2 separate regions of the Homo sapiens genome follow, and region 1 is linked to region 2. A link is an interaction called in ENCODE POLR2A ChIA-PET data of the cell type or tissue named here. Cell type or tissue: MCF 10A. All regions are shown on one strand. Each heading gives the region's core, and the rest is flanking DNA. Links, peaks and the distances in the headings are about the cores only.

Region 1 (4,395 bases), core at 107-4,106, 59 kb after region 2:
AGGCTGGTCTCGAACTCCCCACCTCAGGCGATCCACCCGCCTAAGCCTCCCAAAATGTTGGGACTACAGGTATGAGCTACCATGCCCAACCAGGAAAAGTTTTCTAAAAGATGAGAGGCCAGGCGCAGTGGCTCACACCTGTAATCCCAGTGCTTTAGGAAGCCAAAGCAGAAGGATAGCTTGAAGCCAGGAGTTTGAGACCAGCCCGGGCAACATAGCAAGACCCCATTTCTCTGCAAAAAAATTAAAAATTAGCCAGGCATGGTGGTCTGCACTTGTAGTCCTAGCTACTTGGGAGGCAGAGGAGGGAGGATCACCTGTGCCCAGGAGTTCAAGGCAGCAGTGATCATGCCTATGATCATGCCATGCCACTGCACTCCAGCCTGGGCAAGACAGTGAGACCCTGTCTCTTAAAAAACAAGCAAAAAAAAAAAAGACGAACATATAACAATGGAGAGGAATTGATTATGGAATCATAACCTGTCTTGGTCCTAGAGCTAATAAGCAAGATTGCAGGATACAAGGTTAGCATACAACAATGAACAAGTAGAATTTGAAATTAAAACACATAATTTGAAATTAAAACACATATACATTCGCACCAAAAAATGAAATACTTAGATATAACAAAATACATACAAAATCTATATGAGGAAACCCATAAAACTATGATGAAAGAAATCAAAGAACTAAATAAAGAGATAGTCCATGTTCATGGATAGGATAAGAAGACTCAATATTGTCAAGATGTCAGTTCTTCCCAACTTGATCAACAGATTCAATGCAATCCTAGTCAAAACCCCAGCAAATTATTTTGTGAATATCGACAAACTGTTTCCACAGTTTATGTGGAGAAGCACAAGACCCAGAATAGCCAAGAAAACATGGAAGGAGGAGAACAAAGTCAGAAGATTGATACCACCTGACTTCAAGACTTACTATAAAAGCTACAGTAATCAAGACAGTGTGGTATTTGCAAATAATAAACAAATAAATCAATGGAACAGAATAGAGAGCCAAGAAATAGACCCATACAAATACAGTCCATTCATTTTTTTTTAATAGAGGTGGGGTCTCACTATATTGTCCAGACTGGTCTCAAACTCCTGAGCTCAAGTGTTCCTCCCATCTCAGCCTCTCAAAGTGTTGGAATTACAGGCGTGAGCCACTGTGTCCAGCCTTTACTGATCTTTGACAAAGAAGCAAAAGTAATGCAATGCAGAAAAGACAGCCTTTTGCCAGGCTCAGTGGTGTATGCCTGTGGTCCTAGCTACATGAGAAGCAAGGCAGGAGGATCGCTTGAGCCCAGGAGTTCGAGGCTGTAGTGCACAATGATCCCACTTGTGAACAGCCATTGAATTTCAGCCTGGGAAACACAGTGAGACCCATCTCTCTTTTTTTTTTTTTTTTTTTCCTTTAGACTGAGTCTCACTCTGTCACCTAGGATGGAGTGCAGTGGCACGATCCCCGTTCACCACAATCTCTGCCTCCTGAGCACAAGGGATCCTTCCACCTCAGCCTCCAAGTAGCTGGGACTACAGGCACACACCACTGCACTCAGCTAATTTCTGTTTTTTTGTTTGTTTGTTTCATAGAGATGGAGGTTGACCATGTTCTCAGGCTGGGAGACCCCATCTCTGTTTTTTTTTTTTTTTTTTTTTTGAGAAGGAGTCTCACTCTGCTGCCCAGGCTGGAGTGCGTGGTGCAATGTCAGCTGACTGCAACCTCCACCTCCCAGGTTCAAATGATTTCCCTGCCTCAGGTTCCCAAGTAGCTGAGATTACAGGCATGTGCCACCATGCCTAGCTAATTTTGCATTTTTAGTAGAGACGGGGTTTCACCATGTTGGCCAAGCTGGTCTCAAACTCCTGATCTCAAGTGATCCGCCCACCTCGGCCTCCCAAAATGCTGGGATTACAGGCGTGAGCCACCATGCCAGGCCGGGAGACCCCATCTCTTTTTTTTTTTTTTTTTTTTTTTTTTTTGAGACAGAGTGTCACTCTGTCACCTAGGCTGGAGTGCTGTGGCGCGATCTTGGCTTACTGCAACCTCCAACTCCCAGATTCAAGCGATTCTCCTGCCTCAGACTTCCAAGTAGCTGGGATTACAGGCACGCGCCACCATACCCAGCTAATTTTTTTTTTCTTTTTGTATTTTTAGTAGAGATGGGGTTTCACCACGTTGGCCAGGATGGTCTCAATCTCTTGACCTCATGATCCACCCACCTTGGCCTCCCAAAGTGCTGGGATTATAGGCATGAGCCACCGCGCCTGGCCAACCCCATCTCTTAAAGAAAAAAACCTTTTCCAAAAATGATGCTGAAATAAATTAAAATCTACATGCAAGAAAATGAATCTAGACATCTTCCATGAAAATGAACTAAAAATGAATCACAATCCTAAATGTAAAACATAAAACTCCTCGAAGATAACAGGAGAAAATCTAGAAGACCTTGACTTTGGGGATGACTTTTTATACACAGTACCAAAGGCATGATCCATGAAAGAAAGAATGGCCAGGCATGGTAGCTCACGCCTGTAATCCCAACACTTTGGGAGGCCAAGGTGGGAGGATAACTTGAGCCCAGGAGTTCAAGACCAGCCTGGGCAACACAAGGAGACCCTGTCTCGACAAAGTATTTTTTAAAACATTAGCCGGGTGTGGCCGGGTGCAGTGGCTCACACCTGTAATCCGAGCATTTTGGGAGGCCGAGGTGGGTGATCACTTGAAGTCAGGAGTTTGAGACCAGCCTGGTCAACATGGTAAAACCTACTCTACTAAAAAAGGTTTTGTTCTTACTAAAAACAAAAATTGGCCGAGCGCAGTGGCTCACGCCTGTAATCCCAGCACTTTGGGAGGCCAAGGCAGGCAGATCACAAGGTCAGGAGATCGAGACCATCCTGGCTAACACAGTGAAACCCCGTCTCTACTAAAAATAGAAAAAATTAGCCGGGTGTGGTGGTGGATGCCTGTAGTCCCAGCTACTCGGGAGGCTGAGGCAGGAGAATGGCGTGAACCCGGGAGAGGAGCTTGCAGTGAGCCGAGATCACACCACTGCACTCCAGCCTGGGCAACAGAGCAAGACTCCATCTCAAAAAAAAAAAAAAAAAATTAGCCGGGCGTAGTAGCATGCACCTGTAATCCCAGCTACTTGGGAGGTGGAAGCAGGAGAATTCCTTGAACCCAGGAGGTGGAGGTTGCAATGAGCTGAGACTGCGCCACTGAACTCCAGCCTGGGTGATGGAGTGAGGTTCCATCTGAAAAAAAAAAAGAAAAACAAATTAGCTGGGTATGGTGGCATGTGCTTGTAGTGCCAGCTATTTGGGAAGCTGAATTTGGAGGATTGCTTGAGCCTGGGAGGTTGAGTCTGCAGTGAGCCCTGATCACGCCACTAGACTCCAGCGTGGGTGACAAAGCAAGACCTTATCCCCTCCCCAAAATAACTGATAAGCCAGAATTCATTAAAACTAAAAGTTTCTGCTCTGTGAAAAATACTGTCAAGGGAATGAGAAGATAAGCCACAGACTGAGAGAAAGTATTTGCAAAAGACATATCTGATAAAAGACAGTTATATAGAATATCCAAAGAACTCTTAAAACTCAACAATATTAGGGCCAGGCGCGGTGGCTCACGTCTGTAATCCTAGCACTTTGGGCAGGTGCTCAAATAAATTAAATATTATTTATTTATTTATTTGGTGGATCACTTGACATCAGGAGTTCAAGACCAGCCTGGCCAACACAGTGAAACCCTGTCTCTGCTAAAAATACAAAAATTGCCAGGAAATTGCTTGAACCCAGAAGGTGGAGGTTGCAGTGAGCCAATATTGTGCCACTGCACTCCAGCCTGGGCAACAGAGCCGGACTCCATCTCAAAACAAACAAACAAACAAACAAAAAAACTCAACATTAATAAACAAACAACCCAATTAAAAAATGGGTCAACGCCGGGCACGGTGGCTCACGCCTGTAATCCCAACACTTTGGGGAATGGCATGAACCCAGGAGGCGGAGCTTGCAATAAGCCGAGATCGCGCCCCTGCACTCCAGCCTGGGCGACAGAGTGAGACTCCGTCTCAAAAAAAAAAAAAGGGGGTCAAAGGCCTGGCATGGTGGCTCATAATCCCAGGACTTTAGCAGGCCCAGGTGGTAAGATTGCTTGAGCCCAAGAGTTCAGGACCAGCATGAGCAACACAGTGAGACCCCATCTCTACAAAAATAAATAAATAAATACAAAAATTAGCTGGGTGTGGTGGTACACACTTGTAGTCCCAGCCACTTGGGAGGCTGAGGCGAGAGGATTGCTTGAGTCCAGGAAGTCAAGGCCGCAATGAGCTATGACCATGCCACTGTGCTCCAACATGGGTGACAGAGCAAGATCTTGTCTCAAAAAAAA
Region 2 (4,395 bases), core at 67-4,066:
TAAAATTCTTAAGTAAGATGGACAAGGTGACCAGTGAAGTCACTAGGCCATGGGAGCTCTCAAAAGGCACACTTGCAGGAATGGAAGGGGTTAAAGCTTCAAGTAGAAACAAAATGAATTTTCAATAAATACGGATAAATATTTGCTTCAGGTGCTCCTGAGGGTTAAAAAAAATTTAGTCTCATTTTTCTCAGTGAATTTTAAGACAAAATTGGTATCATGTGAAAAATGGGGTCATGGTTCAATCTGGCCTGACTGCAGCATCCACGGCATTGTGGAAATGCTCGCCTTGGCCGAGACACGTGAAGTCCCACCGCACAGGTGGCTTCAGGAGGCCTGAGGAGACAATCACCTTCACTGTGTTGAATCACTTTCCCATGGTACACGCCCACAGTGCCCAGGAGCTACCAAGACCAACCATAATGGGGGCAGACAAGGCAGATTTTTCTTAAAAAGCTGTAAGCAAACAGTCTGGTTCCAGGCAGTATGCGTCAAACTGGAATTCAATGGAGTTCAGAGGAACCAGATTACTTTCTAAGACAATCAACATATCTGTTGCCTGCCTACTTGGGGGAAGTGGAAGGAATCAACACGTTAACAGCTGGCTTAGGAAGGCCACAGGACTAAGGGAAAGACTGTAAGGTTGAGATTCTGTACTTTCAGGTTTCTAATATACTTTATATTTAGATAGGAACTACTGAGTTTGGAGGCACAGTCCATGCACAAACACAATGTCCTAACACAAGGTACAGCAATAGCGGTAACACCTGAATTGCTAGCCTTCTGGCCCAGCTTTCCCTTGTAAATAAGGACCCCACATGATCGAACAGTCTTTGCCAAGCAAGGATTGGCAACAGCACCAGAGCCTGAGTCGCGAAAGGGAAGTGTGGAGCTCCAAGCAGTTGGATGCCACATAAGTAGACACATGTTGTTTCCTCATTGAAGGGAACACAAAGAGCAGTTTCTGGAACACATACCCCTCCCCACAAGCTAGGCTTGGCACCAGGGTGGCTTTCCTACGAAGACCACATCATAAAAGCTAATGGCTAAGGGAAAGGATTCAGCATGATGTAACAGGAGAAAACACACTTATCAGTACACTTAGGCTGCCAGATGCTGGCTGAAAGCCAGGACCCAGGGCCAGCTGCAGCAGGCTTTGTGCCTGAGAAACGCTAATAATAAAAAGAGGAGTGTCAGGGTGGCAAGGTGATGTTTTGAAATTAGGATTTAAATTTCAAAACAAAACAAAGGCAAAACAAAAATCCTCTTTCCACTGATGAGAAATCACCAAAAATCCCTATTTAAATGGTGCCATTTGAAATAAACTTATTTTGACATCTCCTATGCCCAGGCCATGGTTGAGACTAGTAACTTTCTGTATCAAGCAAAGAAATGCTCTACTTGGTTACACCTTAATCTCAGAAATGAAGTGAAAGTAAAAACCCAAGCCCTATTTGGGTGACACATGAAGAAGACAAGTGCAAAGGATGGAGCTGTTTCTGAGGTCAGCCATGCGTCAAGAAGTCAAGTACATGATTCTCAACTCCATCACCTGCCAATAGCCAGGAAGAGGAATATATGTCACCACAAGGAAAAAAACATTTCTAAAAAGAACTGTTATTGGAATTCCCTTCCAGAATCAATTTCCACATTCTACAAATATGGGATGAGTGTGCTCAATGTGCTTTGGAAGTAAAAAGAAGCCCATAGGGAAAAAACAGTATCTTTTGATGCTTGCTTCAAAGATTTCTCACAATATTGGCATCTTAGAATTCCCTACTGGCCCCCTAGTGACACCAGGGAAAGGGTTCCACAAGTATTTCTAAGCAGCTTCTGATTTCTGTAGGCACCTGAGCTTTGTAAAAGAAACAGAAAGTCAGACAGGTTTTAGGACTTCACCACATATGAAAAAAAAAAAAGAAAAGAAAAAAGGTAGAAGAAAAAAGCAGCCTGTAAGTGAATGGAAAAGGCAGTTTCCAAGTACCATGTTCTAAGGGAAGAAAGAGGAGAATAAATATGTTTTTTGGCAACTTGCCACCAAATATGATTGATTGTCAGAAATTTCCACAATCAGACACAAAATGTTTTCTGAGACACACAAGAAGCACTCCAAAGACCAATGGACACTACTAGGCGGTCAGATGTTGGCTGCATAAACATTATTTCACAATGACCCGGCACACAAATGTGGAATAAAATCCTTTGTTGGGTAACTTTCCTCAGCCATAAAAGGCAAGAGGGGGCCAGGCACTGGCATTTCTGCAGAGCTGTCACAGGTCCTCTGTGGTTTTAAGAGAAGGGGAAAAACAGTTACTTTTACCCCGACAGCACCTGAAGCATGAGAGTCTAAAACCCTCCACCTTTGCAACTTACATATGCCCTTTCATTTTTTAACTCCAAGAAGGCCACATAAAGATTTACAGGGGGCTCTTCAGTTTCTTTTGGGAAGTTACTGATGTTAGTCTATTCTCTAACTTCTTGGTCTAGTTACCAGCAAGGTAGAAAAAGGCAGCCCAGCCCCTGTTAAAACACAGCAACAACTTTATCTGAACCAGGATGGAAATCTCTCCCTTTTTTTGTCAACAGAGTTGGCTATATAATATATATATATATATTTATATATAATTTTTTTTCTTAATGGAGATTTGATCCCAGCCTGGAGTGACTTCGGTTGGGAATTAAAGAGTTTTGGCTTCTGGGAGTAATTTTGTTTTCCCAATTCTCAGTCCAAATGCTTACACACTGGAAAATTCCAAATTAAAAGCCACAGAAAAGGAAAGGGGTTTAGAACACATTATCTCTTTGCTCGTACAAAGTACAAGGCGTTTGTTTTTGGATAGTACTTCACATTCTGTTTCTTGTCCATGAGTCCTCCAAATATGATGAGTTCACCCCTGCCTTGTACCACGGTATGCAGGCTGGTTTCAGGAGGTCCAACCACAGAACTGCTATTAAATACTTTCCATTTGACCCGCCCCTTCTCCTTGGTGTCTTTAATGTCCAGCACGTACATCTGCATGGGCTTGCAGTTCATACTCTGGTATAGGGGTTTGCCAACATTTAGGGACTGTGGAGGGTGGTGGCCCAGGCGGCGAGCAATGGGAGGTAAGGAATGTCCATCTCCTTGGGCAGGCCCTGGGCGAGGGATGGGCACTGTTTCTCCACTGCTCAAACTCTGGCTCCCAGGAGAGCCTGGAGAAGACCCAAGAGGAGGACTTAGTGCTGCAGAGGCCGAGGGGCCTTTGGAGGACATCGCTTTGATGGCTTCCAGACTCCGACGCAGGGCACCTGGGGAGACGGCCCCTGCAAGGGCACTGGCCACGTGAGGTGGGGTATGCACACCATTTGTCTGTTCAGGAGGGTGTCTCATACTTCCCCCAACTGTCCTATTGTCCATGCCATCCATGGGATTACTACTGGAAGCGGGTTTCAGATCCCAATTCAGATCTATGGATCCTAATCTCAGATCTTTCTGATCTGGTAGTGATCCTCGTCGGGGGGCCAAAGAAAGTCCTATTTTCAGGTCGTATCCTTCAGGAGCAGATGGAGTACTTGGAGATATGGCCTGTACAGGACTGTCCAAAGAAGAGCCACCCACAGCTGCCGTTCCTGGAGACAAACTCCCACCATTGAGGATAGGAGAGCCGTCTCCTCTGGCTGGGGAAAGGCTCCCTTCCCGGGAACCTGAAGGAGTCTGCCTTTGAGCCCTGGGTCTCAGTGTTCCCCAGCGGCCGTTAACACAAGGAGCTTCATCCATGCTTCTTACTGGAGACTGAGAGCGGTACTCTCGGGTTTCAGGAACGAGAGCTGGAGGAGTGGCACTGATAGGTGATGGGCGAGAGTTCAAACTGGGGCTGAGTGGGGCTCTCCCACTAGGAGCCTGGCTGAAGACCACCACACACTGTCCCACCTGGAAGACAAAGGACCAGTGCTCACACTCTTCTATGATTCTGATTGTTCATTCAACTGTCAAACATTTTATCATGAGCATCTGTCATGTGCCAGACATTTTGTAGGTACCTGAGATATGAAGATGAAAATGATGTAGTCTGCCCTCTAGGCTAGAAGTCAGACATGGGAACAATCGCTGCTTTGTGTGACATATGCTATCATTAGAGATATGTATACAGAAGGGGTGGGGAGAAGGGAACAATCAATTTTTGTTAGAAGGAGAAGGGAAAGTTTCACAGACAAACAGATGCTTAAAGTTGGGACTTACTGAATGAGTAGGGCCCCTGTAAGTTTTCCCATTTAGTGAGAAATGCCAAAGGAGCTATGGCTAATGTTCACCTCTTTTGTGACACCAAGGTGTTTTCTATTTTTGTACAAATTTCTTTGTAACCTGACAAAGTAATGTGGTTTTCCACAATTTAGGACCTGTCCTCCTGCTAGCCT

What was found. ChIA-PET counts read pairs that join two places held together with the same protein. Peaks named below come from ENCODE experiments on the same cell type or tissue, not always from the same donor. Only the 100,000 strongest peaks of a DNase experiment are listed, where the experiment ranks them.
Region 1: POLR2A ChIA-PET joins it to region 2 with 5 read pairs; 2 of 35 experiments call an interaction of 5 or more read pairs at or near these places.

The regions. Positions count from the first base shown.
Region 1 is chr1:16,307,101-16,311,495 of GRCh38, forward strand. All of the region lies in intron 2 of FBXO42 (F-box protein 42), which reads right to left. Among named protein-coding and RNA genes, the nearest start is that of FBXO42, 43 kb to the right of the region's middle. In MCF 10A, for the core only: no CTCF peak of the experiment used is centred there; no DNase peak of the experiment used is centred there.
Region 2 is chr1:16,247,876-16,252,270 of GRCh38, forward strand. It overlaps FBXO42 (F-box protein 42), which reads right to left. Exons shown (of 10, transcript NM_018994.3): 10 at 1-3,910. The coding sequence ends at 2,795. Among named protein-coding and RNA genes, the nearest start is that of CPLANE2, 13 kb to the left of the region's middle. In MCF 10A, for the core only: no CTCF peak of the experiment used is centred there; DNase peaks (open chromatin) are centred at 1,106 and 2,156.